Linked DNA regions of Mus musculus: region 2 is linked to region 1. Evidence: chromatin loops called from intact Hi-C (ENCODE). Cell type or tissue: gastrocnemius. All regions are shown on one strand. Links, peaks and the distances in the headings refer to the core of each region. The heading gives the core; the rest is flanking DNA.

Region 1 (8,675 bases), core at 347-8,346:
GTTTGAGTTCTGGCTTCATTAACCTCCCGCAGAAAATGCGGCTAACGGTGATACCCTCCTTCACTGGATTGGCTGGGCGGCAGGAAGGAGGTATGCATGAAAGCCATCTGGGACACTCTCTGACGAGAACAAGTGCCCAGGAATCATGGGCACGATCAGTTTCAAGGAACTATATTTTCCAAACTGCATTCTTGCAGCAGACAAAAAGTCTCCTTCAAAGCCATGCGATGATTTATTGAAAAGGCAGTAACAGAATCCGGGCGAGGCCTGGATACGGCTATAGCCCAAGGCGGACTCTCGTCTCTGTGGTTTTAGCAACGTGCCCTTCTCACCTCATCTCACCACCCTGACTGTGCAAGGAGCCCTCACAGCTATGAGAGGCTGCCCTATTCAAAAAACCTCTTACTGGAGAAGAGGCCTGGCCATGCCCACTTCCTGTGGGTAGAAACCAGCATTCAGGCTCCGTTATCATCATCTCCCTCTCTCCTGTTGCTCTTCCTCTTCCCAGGATGGCACCTTACTATGCTCCCATCAAGTAAGTACCCAAGTCCAGGCCAATAGAAGAATCACAGCTTTTTTCTTATTTCAACAAAAAGAGGTCTGGGGAGACCACCTTCTATACAAAGGGAGCTACCACACAACAAAAAGCCAAGGTATAGCCATACTTTCTTTTGCCAACCAGAAGTTAGGGATGCTACAACTCCTGGAGAAGGAGAGGAACAATTTGCTTGTCTTTCCTTGGACTGTTGTATTCACAATGGAGTGCTCGAGGCAGACCAGTGAAGGCTGGAAATACAACACACACTGAGCATCCCTAATCTAAGCATCGTAATGTTCAAACATCTACAACTTCTGAGGGCTGTCATCACATTACAAGTGAAAAATTCCGCATCAGACCTCACACCAGAAGGCACACTAAGGACCTTAGCTATGTATATAAGAAATGCCGGTGGCTTCCCAAGAGATCTCAATATGCAGATATCTCAGGATAGAAAAATGAATCCAAAGGATCTCGGCTCTCAAGTGTTTGCTGTAAACGGATACTTAGCTATGCCAGCCTCTTCCTGTGTAATCCATTCCTTTCAAATATCTACATTGGGGCTGGAGAGATGGCTCAGTGGTTAAGAGCACTGACTGCTCTTCCAGAGGTCCTGAGTTCAATTCCCAGCAACCACATGATGGCTCACAACCATCTGTAATGGGATCCGATGCCCTTTTCTGGTGTGTCTGAAAACAGTGACAGTGTACTCATATACATAAAATAAATAAATAGTTCTTTAAAAAAATTCTACATTGGATGTACTTTGTAACTCATTAATAAGCCATAGCACTAAAGTGGAACTGCTAAGATTTATCTCATATGCTAACAACTGCTCTCACATGCTAGTGACTCAGTTCATCATCTCAATGATGCCGACAGACAGGTGCTATGGCACTGTGGTCACTGTTATCCCTGATGCTGGCACAGGGGTGCTATGGTACTGCTGTCCTCCCATTGGACAGAGGAGGAAATGAAGGCTCACAGGCTAAATAACCAGCTCAGTCACCTGGATCATTAGCAGGGGCAGGATTCCAACCCCGACAGTCTGGCCTCTGTGGCTTATCGCATACCTTGCACACACAGATACACATGGACTGGGGGTAGGAGATGGGCGTTGCTGCTGTCAGGGAACACGATTCAGATACAGGAGTCAATACTCGTGCTCGCAGCCAGAGCATGGGAAGAGGCTTGAAGTTGCAGATTTACAGCCAATGTTTCTCTTTCGTGGTTTTCTTTCAATACACATTTAACCATTTGCTTTGTTCTGGGTCCTATGCACACTGTGAGGATTTGGTAACTCAAAGCTGGGTCGTAAGTCCTACAGAGCTTATGCCCCTGCAACTTAGGTATCGGGTACAGTATCAGAAGTACTTAGAAATAAATACCCACTGGGGGAGGGAGTGACAGTCACCAGTTTGTCTTTTCCATTCAAACGATGGCAATGCCATATGTTAAAGACAAGAGGATAACAGAATACTTTACCCACAAAGCAACTTACTGTCCTTCTGTGAGTGGCAGGTCATCTATTGGTAACAAGTAAGCTTAAAGGCCAAGTGGAGCAAGGGAAGGCAGAGGCAGAGGGGGAGGGGAAGAGACAGACAGACAGATGGACAGATAGACAGACTGATTTACCCAGTGAGTCTAACCTGCTCTGTGGCTTAACCTCTGTCTGACACCCTCAATGCATTGGAATCAGAATGTTTCTCCAGCAATCACCTGAGAATTTATTCCAAGAATAACAGATGAATTGTTAAAGTCTCTGTAGTTCTGCTCCCCACAGACACTGTAACTCAACTGTCACCTTCACTGGTTCGGGAAGCATGTGCCCTTTGCTGATCCTGATGGCTGACCTCTATACATCAGGCCTCACTCATATGGTTCTCAAACCACTCAGACCTTCAGTTAACATCAGGAAACAAGGAAACCTAGTCAGAACGGCGTGGCATGACATGACATCAGCCACCTGGGCAGCTTGTGTGGGACCCACCTCTGCACTTGCCCATGGTTATCCAGGTAGTAGTTGTCATGCATTACCTCTGGACACATGACATATACCCAGAAGAAAAGAAGTCTGGTCTCCTGAGCTGAATTCCAGGACTGATGACCAAAACTGTACTGTTGGGTGCAAAGGAGAAGCCATGCATCCCAAAAGACATTTTTTTCCCCCTATGAAACCAAACAAAATTAGGGTCATGCCTAAGAGCAGCTGTAGAATAGAAGAGTTCTATGACAGGAATCTTGGGTAGAGAGATACAGGGCATGATCAAGGTGAATAAAGTTTTTCTTTCATCTTAACTAGAGGTGGCTCAGAATATAACACTGAAGAACACAGCTCTCCTTCAAGAACCGTCAAAACGAAGGTGACTTGGTGATCATTGCATATAGCAAGCAGAAGCCTTGCTATGTATATGAGAGGCTTTAAATAGCAAATGCATATTTCTGGAATAATTCATGTTCATGCACATGGAGTAATATACCTTTCAGCTCTGTTCTAATGGCAAACAGTATACGGTATGCAAATTATAAAAGCCCAGGTAGGTGTAAGTTAAACGATGCCTCTGTCAATGTGGACAGCGTAACAAAATTAGTAAGGAGAACTAAAACGGTCAATAGTATCCAAACCTGGACCCAAGGAAATACTTAAACCTATAGGCAGTTGTCAGTTGCTGAACGTAATGTACCAAGCTTGTACAATTTTATCCTTTTAAAGAGCTTAATATCTTCATAGTAAAATCATTAATTTCCACGCCCTGATTTGAGGGCACAGACAGGATAGCACATTTTGGAGCCAATTGCTGCTTTGGAGCATTTTTGATGCTGGGAGATTTCTATTTTTCACACAGCATAATCGCATCTCTCTCTCTCTGCCTGGTTTGTCAGAGGTAGGCTGCGGACACCACAAGCATGCTGACGCCAGAGAGAACCCATCCCCCGATGGCTGAGTGCACACACTCCGCAGCCACCATCTCATCGGTGATCTCTATTGTAACCAAAACGAGTGAGCCAGACAGCAAGACACACAGAGATAGCAGGGGCCACCTGGGTCACGGGTGCAGCTGCCGCTGACATGGCACTTACTGTTTATGAGAAAAAACCATTCCTTAGGTTTCAGCGGACGCTCCAAGTTCCCGGCTGCACCTCCACCTCCTGGCCAGGCGGCCCCTCCCCCTGCCCAGCCTGCTCTCTTCATTCACTGGCTCAGCATCTTCCAACCAGGCCCTCCGCAAGGCTCCCCATCGGCCGCGGCAGCGGCACCACCCCAGTTGGCTCCTGGGCACAGGGTAATGCCGGCAAGGAAGGAAGACACCTTTTTCTATGCTCCGCAATTTTTAATCTGTTTTTCCCCTTGCAATAAAGAAACCATGTCTCTCCAGCTCTTTGCTCTCACACACACAGCCTTTGTTCTGACGCTACAGGATTGCAAGGCTGAGGGGAGAAAGTCCCAGCGTTATCTTGGCACCGTGTTATTTATGAAGTGCTATAAAGCCAGGGAGGAAACATTTAGATTGGGAACATGGGAGAAAAGAGATTTCTGGTTTATAATTTCTCCGTGTCACGTTTACAAGCAGCAGTGAAACCTGAAGCCCGAGCTTCAGGTGGGGGTGGGGGTGAGGGTGGGGGGTGGAGGGTGATTTGCTCAGGTCCTGAGGAGACGTTTCCCTAAGGAGCTTTCCTCTTGCCTAAGAACTGGAGCCCTGCCTGAGAAGGCCAGAGTTCATCTTACACTATCCCACTGACGGTTGCACAGGGAGGGACTCCACCTTGCAGTACAAATGGGCCTCAAGATAGAGGAGATTTCAGTTTCTCCCTTCTGGGTTTTCTAAAATGTAGGAAGACGGAAATCCTTCTTTCTCCTATGGCAATGTCTTGGGCTTGTTTCTTTTCCTATTTTGAGACTTTAGCTCCTGTGTTCCTACAACCCACGACTTAACCATTACTCTATTTCACACCTGTGAGATGACGATGACATGACGACGACAATGTAAGCCTTCTATACCAGTGGAACAAGGTGTGCAGGCTTGGCAACATTTTTCCCTAAAACGTGGCACCTGGTTTACTCGCTGCCACAAGCTGAGCTGCTCCTGTGACCTCTGAGTGGGAGACTCTGGCGCTCATTCCCTGACCAAGCACATCCGGGCAATTGCTTCCCATTAGTTGGCTGCATTCCCCTTGGGGAAGCCCTCAACTCCCAGAAGGCACTTCTGCTCCGGAGGGGGAATAGTTGGATTGACAGGAAGGAAAGTAGAACTGGGCAGGGCCACCTCCAGCAGTTCCTTCTCTATACCCAGTGACCTCTATACCCTTCCCGGCACCTGTGCTGGTTGGAGAAAGACAGCTTCCTGACCGGAAGCACTGTTTGGCCTCTCACAGTGACCTTGGGAAGATACAGCTAAGAGGAAGGCCATGAAAAGGGTTAGCCCATTCTACATGGGATGAAAACCATCCATAACCCACGGTTGCCGGGGTAAAACCTGCTGAGCTTAGATGTCATTTTACTTGCTATCAGCATACACGAGACGGGGTTCTCACATTGGTAGAGGGAATGTGAAAAGTATGTTTAATTTCTTTTGCTGTCTTTCCCGGGAGACATGATACTTCTGAATGCACAAGAGCCATCCAGTGTCAACAGGAAGGGACAAGCCTTTGGTTACATGCTACCATCTAGCTGAAGTCTCTCCTTCATACACTAGCATAGGATACTAAGCCCACTCATGATGGTACCATTGAGGAGTATACTCAAGCCAATAGTAGCATTTTCCTTAGAAACTGTAGATAAGCGAAATGAAAGCGATCACTAACGATCCCCTCTCGAAGGAGATTACCAGTGTTAAGTCTTCCAAAGGAGCTTTCAGGGACTAGAAATATCCATTGGATCATTCACCCACACTGATAGAAATAGTCTTTAAAAATGGTCCCAACCCTAGGGCTTAAAAGACAGCTCCGTTGGTAAATTGTCTGTCACACAAGCAAGAATGAGGGTCTGTGTTCAGATCCCCAGCTCCTACATAAGAGCTGAGCATGGTCTTGTTCATACGTGTAACCCTAGCCTGGGGATGGGGGTGTGGAGGCAAGAAGACAGGTGCATTGCAAGATCTCATTGGCTAGCCATCTAGTCAATCCACGAACTTGGGGCTCAGTGAGAGACTTTGCCTCAAAATATAAAGAGGGGATCTATCAAGGAAAGATACCTGATGTCTACCATGGGTACCCTCACCCCAGATCTTATGAAATGGCTCAGCCAAGATATGCACTACACCCTCCCCAACCCCCACTGACTAAACATTAAGACACAGGGTGACCTGTGCTCACAGTTCCTGCTTCACACAACAGAAGGTGCCAAATCCTCCCTGACTCTACGTCCACTGAAGTCTAATTGAGAAGGCCCTCTTGGAGCCATGGTCCCTGTTGGCTGAAAATGTTAATTTCTGTCCATCTCCCATGTTCTCATGTAACTCCCTCCCTCTTAGAGGACAGTACATACTGATGGCTCTGAGAAAAAAAAAAAAAAAAAAAAAAAAAAAAAGAACTCGGTTGCCCTTCCTGTATTTAGGTTTTGTCAATTCACTTTTTATATACAGTGTCTAAGAAACATAAGGGGAGGAGGGTAATGACTATGGCTAACAAAGTGTATTCTTCATTTAATCTCTTGAGTGAGCAAAGAGGTATGTAACTAAAATTCCTTGTCATTGAGTCTGACTGGATTCTAGATAATTATAGCCCAGGGCCTATGTAATCTTATGTGAAGGCACCTTGGATTTTCCAGCCCTTGTCAAGGTTATCTCAAGACACATACCCTGCAGCTTCTTTGCTTTAAGGATGTTGCTGATGCTGAAGACTTTCTAAGTGGAGAAGACAGTGGTTCAAGGCTAAGACCTGTCTTCCTGTTGTGGTTATCAGACATCCTCAATGGATGCCATGGAGGTGGATGTGCGTGGATGGACCCTTAGTGGTCCTGCCACCGTCTCACCTGGATCTCAGCCTTCACAGGTACCCTGCTAAGGAGGCAGGAAGCAGGACTTGTGCATGGTCCTTCAGCATGGAGACTGAGGCTCAAGACTCATTCTCAAATCTCTGACTTGCTTCATTCCACTGCTCATATGTTCTGTGTGGTCTTCCTATCAGGAGTACCATACCAAGGCACACATCAGGAATGAAGGTCTCAGCTCCACCCATTCCCGTGGCTGGAGCAGCTCTAGACGTGGGACACCAGGGTAGGATATGATGCTTGTTGAAGCTTGAGAACCACTGTCTTCCACTACACAGTGGCTGACATCGAGTCCTAGGTTTCAGAAAAATTTTCATATAGTGCCTTGGAAAGCCAGCATCTCACAGGAGCCAGATGTGTTCTTAAGATGCTCTGTGCAGTGAGACAGACATACAGACAGACTCTAGCTCCTGTTGCAGCCCTGAGCAGAAGTTCCTGAGAGACCTCCTTCCCCTTCTCTGAAGTGCAGTTTCCCTCTCTGAAAATGAAGGCTCAGACTGATCATGTAGTATTGTTTCTAAGAGCCAAAAGAGCTGATGTGAAGAGCCTGGCTCTGCTGCCCTGCCCCCAGGAGCTTTGCTGTCTGAAATAATCAGATGAAATGTAGCTTAAAAAAAAAAAAAAACCTGGTTTTTTTTTTTTTTTGGGCGGGGGGTGGGGGGGAGAGATGGGATGGAGGTTTCCTGGAAGTGGGGGGGGGGGAGACTGGGAAAGGGGATGACATTTGAAATGTAAATAAAGAAAATATTTAATAACAAAGAAAAAGAAAGCAAGCAAGCAAGCAAGCAAGCAACCTGTTGTGGGAGCTGGAGAGATGGCTCAGTGGTTAAGAACACTGACTGTTCTTCCAGAGGTCCTGAGTTCAATTCCCAGCAACCACATGGTGGCTCACAACCATCTGTAATGGGATCTGATGCCCTTACATACATAAAATGAATAAATTAAAAAGAAAAAAAAAGAAGCCTGTTGTAATGTTGCAGTAATCATTTTGCAATTTGTTGAGAATAAACCCAGAGTAATAGTTTTTTTCTTTTTCTTTGCTTTGCTTTTTAAGCAGCAAATGAGACCTGGCTTTGTGGGCTTTAGAGTTCTGAACTCCAGGCCAAGCCTTCAACTTTAACTTAGGCTTATGGTGAAGTTTTCACAGTTCTCTACTCATTGTGTGTTTCCAACTAGAAAGGTCTACGGTGGCAGGAAGATGGCAGCTGCCTGAGTTAAGATACTGGTTGCATTCTCAGCTGTCTCTATCAGTTGGGCAAGTTATTTAACTTCAGCGCTCAGTTTTTCTTAACTACAAAATGGGATGATGGTATCAACCTTTCAGAATTACATTAAAATTACATTAAGTGAGGGCTGGAGAGATGGCTCAGCAGGTAAAGACGGTTCTTGCCAAATCTAATGACTTGAATTCTACCCCTGCGATCCACATGATAGAAGGAGACTCCCACAGGTTGTCCTCGTACCTCCATACATGTGATGTGGCACTCATTTCTGTCCCTCTCCCATAAGTAATTGTACTACAAAGGTGAAGCAACATCATACAAGGCATGAACTCAATAGGCAGCCAAGATATTTGCTGCTGTTGCCAATCACTATGTCCAAGAAGGCTGATGCACTTTTATCTCTACCAAGGAACTGGCCAGAGATGTGCAGTCAGTGAGAAGCCAGCAGCCTGCTGACATCTACACAGTGATCGCATTGAAAAACTGCATGCTACCCCCTCTCTTACATGTGAGCCAGCGGGGCTTCTCATCCCTTCCTGGGTGGCTTTTCTCCTATTCCACATCACTCCTGTTTTCTCCTGTTCCACATCGTACCTGCTTTCTCATACCAAGGGTCTCTCCCACTGCCTGCATTGGCCATCAGGAGTTCCGAACCTTCACTCAGGACCATCTGGGTGGCAGGTCTTTCCTTTTCTCCACCCTCTACTCTCAGAAGACAGACTCTCCATGTGCTTGGCTCTACTGCTGACAGACATGCGCTCTCATTAACGTAATTGGCTCCTCTCACTTCCTGTCTGCTGAGCTAGCCCCACCTGGCCGTTGCCTCTGCTGACCGAGTCAGGTTCACTTACGGTTTCCAGTGGTCAGTGAGGTAAAGGGCACGCCACGTCACTAACACCGGTCTATTCTTATCTCCAAATCTTAA
Region 2 (8,675 bases), core at 170-8,169, 53 kb after region 1:
CACCACAAAAGGTTGGACACCACTGTGAGAGTGTTTCCACTTTTAATCCTCTAAATCTTCTTAGACTAAGGTCTATTTACAAAGATCTCTGCAAAAACAGGGACAATGCTGTATGTGTCTCTCTGTGTGTATGCATGCGTGTGTGCGTGTATGTGTGTGTAAAACAAGTGCTTACAATGTAGTCCTGGTGGACCTGGAATTTGTTAGTAGACCAGGCTGCCTTTGAACAGAGATCTTCCTGCCTCTACCTCCTGAGTGCTGGGATTGAAAGTGTACACTACTGTGCTAGGCTGATGTGGAAAAAGGGAATAGCAATCCCCCCTCCCCGACTTTTGATTCCTGTCCTCAGGAACCCCTTTCCTACCCCCCCTCAAGTCAGTCTCTCCCATTGCATGCCCTCAGAGGATGAATATCTATTTGGTTATAGATTTGCTTAAAGACTTATTGGTGAAATGACTGTCTTCTCAATCGACAGAAAGCTCCACAGAGGTAAGAAAGAGTCTGTTTTCCTCCATGACCCTACCTGAAGTTCCCAGGGTTGCTGCTCCACACTAAGATTCAGAATAAAGGGGTCACTGGGGAATTTCTCATCTTCGGGGACAACTGGAGGTGAGGGTCTTGAAGGGGCTCTCACCTTGTGATCTTGTAACTGGGCCTGCAAAGCAGCTTTGCTCTTGGCGTGTTGCAAAGGGTCAGCGGCCAGCTTTCCTTTTCCAATACTGACTAGCTCCGCCATGCCTTGAAGCAAGGTCTGCAGGCTCTTGGAGAGGAAGGGGCTGCTGAGTTCTAAGTATCTGGCTCTCAGGATTCCCCACATACTGTCAAGAACATCCTGAAAGGGAGAGAGCAGATGCCAGCCAAGAAAATAAATCAGACAAAGGACACATCTAGATTCCAGGAAGAAGACCCAAGCTCTCATGCCCACACACATACCTCCAACTTGTAGACGTCCTGGAGTAAACCATGAGGGAAACGGAGCCTCTCCCCTTCGTCTCTCAGTTTGGCGACTTGCTTCTCAGAGTTCTGCAGCTCTGCTGTATGCACATCTGCTTTCTAAGGGAGAAGCCAGACAAGAGAGAAAAGCCCTCAAGGAGTCAGGAAGCACACAGCGTGGGTAAAACAGAATCGAACACAGAAGTGCCATGGAGAACAGAAACAAACCAAGGTGACAACTTCAACTCCTACGGAAAATTTTCCAGAAGTGCCAGGGTTGTATTTGTTCCCAGCACATTCTAAGCCCATACTGAATAAGGTATATGTCTCTTAACAGCTCCTCGGCAATTCTTAAAACCGCTACACCGTTAGATTAATTAGCTTGGGACAGATGTGGTGGTGCATGCCTTTAATCCCAAATAATTTAATTCCCCTAAAATCTCAAAATAATAATAATAACAACAACAACAATAATAACAACAACAGCATGGCATGGTGGCTAAAGCAAAAGAGTTTGCCAAATACAAGACCAGCCTAGGTAGAAGAGTAAGACACTTCCCAAAAATTGAACATGAAAACCCAAAGAAGGAAATAACAGAAAAACATCCACTCATCCAGATATTTTCATGCCCCTAGAGATTAAATCCAGGAGTTCGCGCATGCTTGACAACTGTTCCGCCATGTGCTTAGCCCCAGCTCTCTCAGTCCTTGGGACACGGTGCGCCTTCCTAAGGGTGCATGCTGCTTTATTCATGGGCAACTGGTTAATTCAAAGGGCTTTGGGCCATTTACAGCTTTTATAGCAGGTACTGCTGCAGGGTCCATCCTAAAACAGTTGTGATAGATCTATCTTGGCATAACTATCCTTTCAGTGTATCTGTCTGGTCTCAGGAAGCCCATGCTGGCTTCAAGCTCTATTTAGGAGAGGATGGCCTTGAACTCTTGACTCTCCTGCTTTCACCTCCCCAGTGCTGGAATTACAGGTAAGCATGTTTGGTTTATTCAGTATTGCCGACCAAACCCCAGGCTTCATGCATGATAGGCAAATATAATACCGATTGAGCTACATCCTCTGCCTCTTATTTTACCTCTTCAGAGAGAACACAAATCCACATTTTAGAGCTGTAACAGAACATAGTAGTGGGTTCGAGATAAATGAAGGGAGCGTTGCTGAACGGAAAAACACTAATGCCTAAAACCCTCACATCAGCCGGCCTAGAAGCTGGCCTACCTGAGCTGCAGTGGAGGAGGGAAGGGCCTCAAAAATCAACACCTTTGACAGTGGTGGATATATTTTACCTTTGCCCATTGACAGGTGAAAATGAGCTCCATTGCTTTAAGATACTGAGCTTCAGGAAGTATGTGAGCTATGAGTTCGAAGGTCAACATTAATTGTTCTCATCTGAATGACCCCTTAAAGGTCACTGATGCTTGCCAACCAGGTGTGTTTTGGACACACAGCTTGATACCCAAGACTCTCTGAGGTCAGGTTTACCTGAAGCTGTTTGCTAATACTCTGCCCACTGATTTCGTTCAAAGACTGTTGCAAAGCCGTCTTCTTCTTGATGAGTTGGCTGTATAATCGCTTTACTTCATTCTGTACAGGAGAAAGGTGCATGTGAGGAAGATGAGCAATCTCACTTAGACCTCCCTCCCTTTCCATATGTAATTGGAAATTTCTGAAAAATTTAAACATTTACAGACAGAGAGCCATCCACACAATCTATCTTTGAGTTCAATCATCCCTAACCAACAGCTGACCTCCCCTCCCCCACCACCACCACGCCCCACCCCTGGATCTCAGCTATACCTAACTTCCCTTCCCCTTAGATTATTTTGAAGCAGCTACCAGACATCCAGTCATTTCTTCAGCACTCCGGAGTCCTCTCTATTAAAGGATAAAGCCCTTCTCTTGCTAGAAATACAGCAGCCTAATTCCTTCATGTTATCCAGACAAGGTGCACACTTCTAAAATTGCTTATAATTTTTCTTGTTCGTATTTCATTTGGGATATCACGGAGGGCTTCATGTCACATGCAAACCTGGACAACGTCTCCTTTAATTGGCTGGCTTCCCTACTCTCTCCCTCTCCCTCCCTCTCCCCTTCCCCTCCCCCTCTCTTGCTTCTTAGATTCGTAAGAAAACCATGAGCCATTTGCTCTGGATTTGGCTGATAGCACCACTGGGTACTGACACGGTCTTCTTCCCTTATGTCTGTTTTACTTGCATCCTAGAAGTTTTACTAGATCCAGTTTTGGGGGGAATGTGCGTGTGTGTGTGGGGCAGTTTGTGTGTGTGTGTGTTTATGATATGTGTGTGTGTGTGTGTGAGTATGATATGTGTGTGTATGATATGTATCTATCTGCATGCAGAGGCCAAAAATAGTATTTTCTTCCATCACTCTCCATCCCCATCTGCACTGACAGCCTCTTTTCTGAACCAGAAGCTCACTGTTGCCTAGGCTGGCCAGCAAGCTCCCAGAATCCACCTGTCTCTGCCCCAGCCCTGAGATTACAGACATACATGGCCATGCCTGGCTTTTGTATGGCTGCTGGGGATTTGAACTCAGGTTCCCCTGCTTTAATATTTTCGAGCAAGCACTCTTATCCACTATGCCATCTCTCCTGGCCCTTAGATTTGATATTTATGGGCCATCCCTTTGTAAATGGTGTTTTGTTTCATCACACAACTTGAGCAGCTTTCTTTCTTTTTCTTTTTCTTTTTTAAGATTTATTTATTTTATGCATATGAGTATACTGTAAATGTCTTCAGACACACCAGAAGAGGGCATCGGATCCCATTACAGATGATTGTGAGCCACCATGTGGTGGCTGGGAATTGAACTCAGGACCTCTGGAAGAGCAGTCAGTCTTAACCACTGAGCCATCTCTCCAGCCCTTGAGCAGCTTTCTAACTAGTCTGCCTCAAGACTCCCCGCTAACAATCCCCCGAGGCCCTGGACTATCACAGGATTGTTAGCCACACTTACTGATCTCTCTGGCCTAGAGCGTTAAATAAAACTCCTCTCCATGACAACCTCTAAGTAGCAAATGTAGCACAAGACACATCATGTTAGATCATCTTGACACCCTTAGCTCTGGAAGGGGGCCTCAGTTTCCAGCAGTCTCCCCTCCAAGAGCAAAGGCAGGCTTCACTATTCCCTCAGCACTTCCTGTAAGCACTGTTGGCGACTGGTGTCCACCGGAGCCAGCCCTGTGCCAGAATCGCACCTGGTAGCTGCGGCTGTGCTCAAGGCCGGCCTTCAGGGATGCGTCCCTCCAGGCAGCTCTGCTCTGCACACTCTCCAGGCTGACTGTCAGAGCATCAATACATTCTGGTAGCAACGTGGCTTCCTTGCCAGGCCAAGTCACAGCTTTCAGAAAATCATCCTTCTTGTCACCCAGAGCTAAATAAAGTTTCTTCAGCTCAAGAGCCAGTTTCTACAAGACAGAGAGGAAGGCCATGAGCTCCGCCCTCACGTGTCCTCATGCGTACTTGCAGAAAGGACAACACAGGGGTGAGAGGTGTGCCCTACCTGGAAGAACACCTGCTGGGCACATGCATCCTCTCTGAGTAACCCAGGTCTCTGCAGCAGCCCCTCCACACTGCCCAGGCACCGACTGAGGCTCAGAAAGAGTTCAAATAATCTTTTATCCAAACTGATATACGTCTCTTCCGTCATACTTCCCTAAATCGAGAGGGAAAAAAAAAAACCACATTAGGATTCCTTGCCTTCCTAAACCCGCTTTCCGCATTTCCATTAGAGTGTGCAATTTATATTATACTTTTAAAAAGAACTCGCTGCTGGTATTTGAATTATATGTATGTGTCTGTGTGTGGGTATACGCATAGAAGTGTAGGTGCCCATGGAAGCATCCGACCTTCTAGATTTCAATTCTTAATCTTTGAGAATTGCAGTTACAGAGGTTTTAAGCCACCTGATAACGGTTGCCGAGAGCTGAGAGTCAGTCAGTTCCCTCTCCTCTCCTCCGGGTCCTCCCCACTCTCCCATCCTCCCTCTCCCAGATCCAATCTTCCTCCAGTTCCCTTCAGAAGAGGGCAGGCCTCTTAGGGATATCAACCAAACGTGGCATATCAAGTTGCAGTAAGACTAGGTACATCCCCTCGTATTAAGGCTGAACGAGGCAACCCAGTAGGAGGAAAGAGGTGCCAAAAATAGGCACAAGAGTCAGAAACCCACGTCCACTGTTAGGAGTCCCACAAGAACACCAAGCTACACAGCCATAACATAAATGCACAAGATCTAGGTCAGACCCAGGCAGGCTCCCTGACTGTCGGTTTAGCGTCTGTGATAGCTTATGAGCCCTGGTTAGTTGGTTCTGTGGGCTATGCTCTCATGGTGTCCTGGACCCCAGAGCAGTACTCTTGACCTTAATTCTCCAGGTTTAGTTCCTAAAAAACTTACCATAAATTGTTTCAACTAATGTTTACTAGATGATCGATTAATTAGTGTTTTTATTAACTGGTGAACTAATCTACTTGTTCGGTGAGTTATACTGTAGAATAAAAAGTTTTTTTTTTTTTCCCTAACATTGAGAAAAGCAAGTTGAAGAATATCAAGCAAGTGAGTGTTGAATGGAATTACAAGGGACCCACCACTAGGTGAGGGTCTTCCTTAGTGTGGCCATCCAGTTGAAGCTGCAGATCTCCTCCTGCGTCCCACCTCCTCCACGTTTTTGAGGAGTTCAAACGCTATGTTCAAACCGTGATCAGCTCAGGCTGATCTTGAACCGGTGCCCCTGCCTCCCGAGTGCTGGGATAGCAGGCACGAGTTACTTCTCCTGCAGCTTCTCCTCATGTTAACATACAGACAGTGGGTTCATTAAGTATCGCTAAGAGATGGGTACTTACAAGGGAGGCGCTTGAGGGGTTAGCTAGGAAAAGAAGGCAAAGCACCCTAAAGATAGAGACAGGTGGTAGAAAGGGAAGATGGGAGGGTCAGCTATGCGTTGACTGTGGAAACTGAGGCCACTTTGATAGGTACATTTCTGAGGGGGGCCCCCAGGGGCTGAGCTGCCATGCACTGATAAGTTGGAGAGCCGCAGCTCCATTTTAGCATACGCTGTTGGAACCATGTGTTTCTTTGCTCTGAGTTCCTGCCTGTTTACAAATATGTTGGGAGTACGCGATAGCCCCTAAGTTATTAACCAGACTGCTTCCATTCAGACCCACGTGTGGCTCATTTCCTTAGGCCTTAGCTGATGGATACCTAACTTCACGCGGCACTCCATTCAGCATAAACCCACTCAAGGTTGCCTGTGCTCCTTCCCTACCCTTGCCATCCCAGAGCACTCTGCAGGCATCACTAATCAATTACCACCACCCCCACCCACCTCACTCACACACCTAGTTGACCCTGGGCCCAGATTCAGATGTCTTTGCATGCAATGCTTTAGGTAGCCACTGCAACATTTACCAGAGCTGGCAAAGGGTCAGGCGTGAAGCTCAGTGAGACAGCATTTGCCTAGAGCATGTGAAGTCCTGGGCTCAATTCCCAGCACCACACAACCAACCAAAAGTTAGCAAGTTAAAAAAAAAATACCATTTCTAACCTAAGACTCACTCCATTATGACTCTATTATTTGTTCTGTGGAGGAAATTATGACCAATGTGCATGCTGATATCATAGCATTCTTTTTTCAAAATAGTATTACAATGAGGAAAATACACAATATGTAATTTCTACCTGTGTCTGAATAGTGTTTGCTTCTTGGCGTAGCTCTTCAAGTTGGGTGGTGTAAGCTTGCAGTTCGTCAGCTGTAGGGCATCTAAAGTTATACACGCTCACACTGGGCAGAGTACTTGTAGTTAGGGCCACCTATTTGAAAAAGAGAAACCCAATTAGTGAAGGCCAAGGCTCTGCCAAAGCTGAAGCTAACATAAATGGACCTGACTGACTCAGCATGCAGCCTCCAAGCTCCCTTCTCAGGGAGCTCCTGTATCTTGTCTCCGTGAAGAGAGAGACTCAGGATCCACTTAGATACTAAGTTAGGAGGGAGTAGGGGGCGTGTAGGGAGTATATATCAGAGAAGTTGGAGAAAAGGAAATTGAGTATAAGTGAATATGATCAAAATACGTCACATGTGATCATGCATACATCATGTATGAAGTCTCAAAGATTGAGTATATTTTACTGACAAAACAGGTTGGGGTGGCAGCAGACTCTGGGGGAGGACACTGACTTCTATACATGTTTTATAGTGTTATTAACAAGAAGAAGCCAAGACAAGCCCAACCTAGAAGGTTAATTCAGCTCTGAATGGTCAAATAAGGTTCTGGGCAATAAGGAAATTCCCACCAGCTTGGCGATTAGAAAATCATGGGGACCTTGGCCCAGGCCATTGAAGTACATGGCTCACTGCTACAGCCTGATGGCCGAGAACTCTAAGGTCATGCTACTCACCCGTTCTGATTGGAGAGAACTCAACCTGAACAAGACCTACAACATCAGTGATGTGTGCCCGAGGGAATACTATTGACAGGTGCCATTGGCACAGACTGGCACATGCACATGGTAGGTCCCTCAGAATCTTCTGATGAATGGGTGGTATGCATAAACCACTCTAGTTTGTAAGGTAAAACTTAATACATGCTACTCCTTCAAAAGACCGTAACTAAGGCTCCATGGTGCCATAGGTACTACAGTAGGTATTCATGTGAACCAAGCATACGTGGATTTTCTTCTCTGACCTTCTAATGGGGAACACATATCACTACAGTTTAAATTCAGAGTGTCCCTTGTGAGCTGTTGATGTTGCTATGGAAGGTAATCTTTGAGACATGAAGTCTTTCTGGTGAATATGGGCCATTGGGTATGGGTTTTGAGGGGAACAGCATGGCCCTGCTCCTAGACCCCCTTCTTCCTGGTTACAAGCCAATACATAAGCACCTGCCACTGTAGATAAAGCTGCCCTAGCTGCCATGGCTTCTCTTTCACAGAAGACCTCCTGAAACCATGAGTCAAAGCCATCCCCCCTCCCTTAAGACGTGCTGTTCCAGCAACACACGAACTAACTCAGAGGCAGAGAGGCAAATGGGCATTGTAGCGAGCTCTAGAACCAGAGGAGGGGGCACTGCAGGAGCGTGAAGGGAGGGACGGGCCTAGGGAAGAAGCCATGAGGCTCTTTAGTTCCTGAGAATAACCCAATACATCATGCAGAGCACACAAAGTTTCTAGACGACCTTTCTGGGTTCCAGAGACAGAGATGCACACAGACCTGAGGCTCCACAAGCTGAGGTACGGAGGGATTTGGTCTTGATGTTAGTTCATGGTGAAGATACTGCCACTTGTCACCGCTCTGGGCCTGAAGTGGCAAGGTTGAATCTGATGCTGCATTCCCAGGACTAGGGACCTTGCTGCTTTTTGAGAAGGAAAAAAAATGGGGTGTGTGTGTATGTGAAAAGAAGTGACACAAAGACAATCTCATATTACATTTAGCCGATGTTCCACGCAGGATTTTAAAGTAAGCAATTCTCCCAATAATAAATATCCAAATGGGGCTGGGTGGGCCGGAAAGTTGGCTCAGAGGTTAAGAGCACTTACTGCTCTTGGGGAGGACCCAGGACCTACACACAGAAGTTCACAACCCTCTGTAAGTTCAGTTTCAGGGGATTTGATGACCTTTGCTGACTTCTGTGGATACCAGGTGCATAGGTGGTACACATATATACACAAAGGCAAAACACTCATACACGTAAAATAAATAAACCTAATTTTTTTG

The links. Peaks named below come from ENCODE experiments on the same cell type or tissue, not always from the same donor. Only the 100,000 strongest peaks of a DNase experiment are listed, where the experiment ranks them.
Region 2: a loop joins it to region 1, with 2.2 times the contacts of the local background. A loop is called at or near these places in 2 of 42 quality-filtered maps.

What each region holds. Positions count from the first base shown.
Region 1 is chr12:76,076,928-76,085,602 of GRCm38, reverse strand. The region is part of intron 99 of Syne2 (spectrin repeat containing, nuclear envelope 2); the gene reads right to left. Among named protein-coding and RNA genes, the nearest start is that of Esr2, 96 kb to the left of the region's middle. In gastrocnemius, for the core only: no CTCF peak of the experiment used is centred there; DNase peaks (open chromatin) are centred at 3,721, 4,224 and 4,633; H3K4me3 peaks cover 1,144 bases; H3K27ac peaks cover 1,415 bases.
Region 2 is chr12:76,023,654-76,032,328 of GRCm38, reverse strand. Syne2 (spectrin repeat containing, nuclear envelope 2) reads right to left here. Exons shown (of 116, transcript NM_001005510.2): 70 at 8,172-8,313; 71 at 6,641-6,772; 72 at 4,469-4,621; 73 at 4,164-4,373; 74 at 2,429-2,530; 75 at 934-1,053; 76 at 635-832. Among named protein-coding and RNA genes, the nearest start is that of Mir5101, 120 kb to the right of the region's middle. In gastrocnemius, for the core only: no CTCF peak of the experiment used is centred there; no DNase peak of the experiment used is centred there.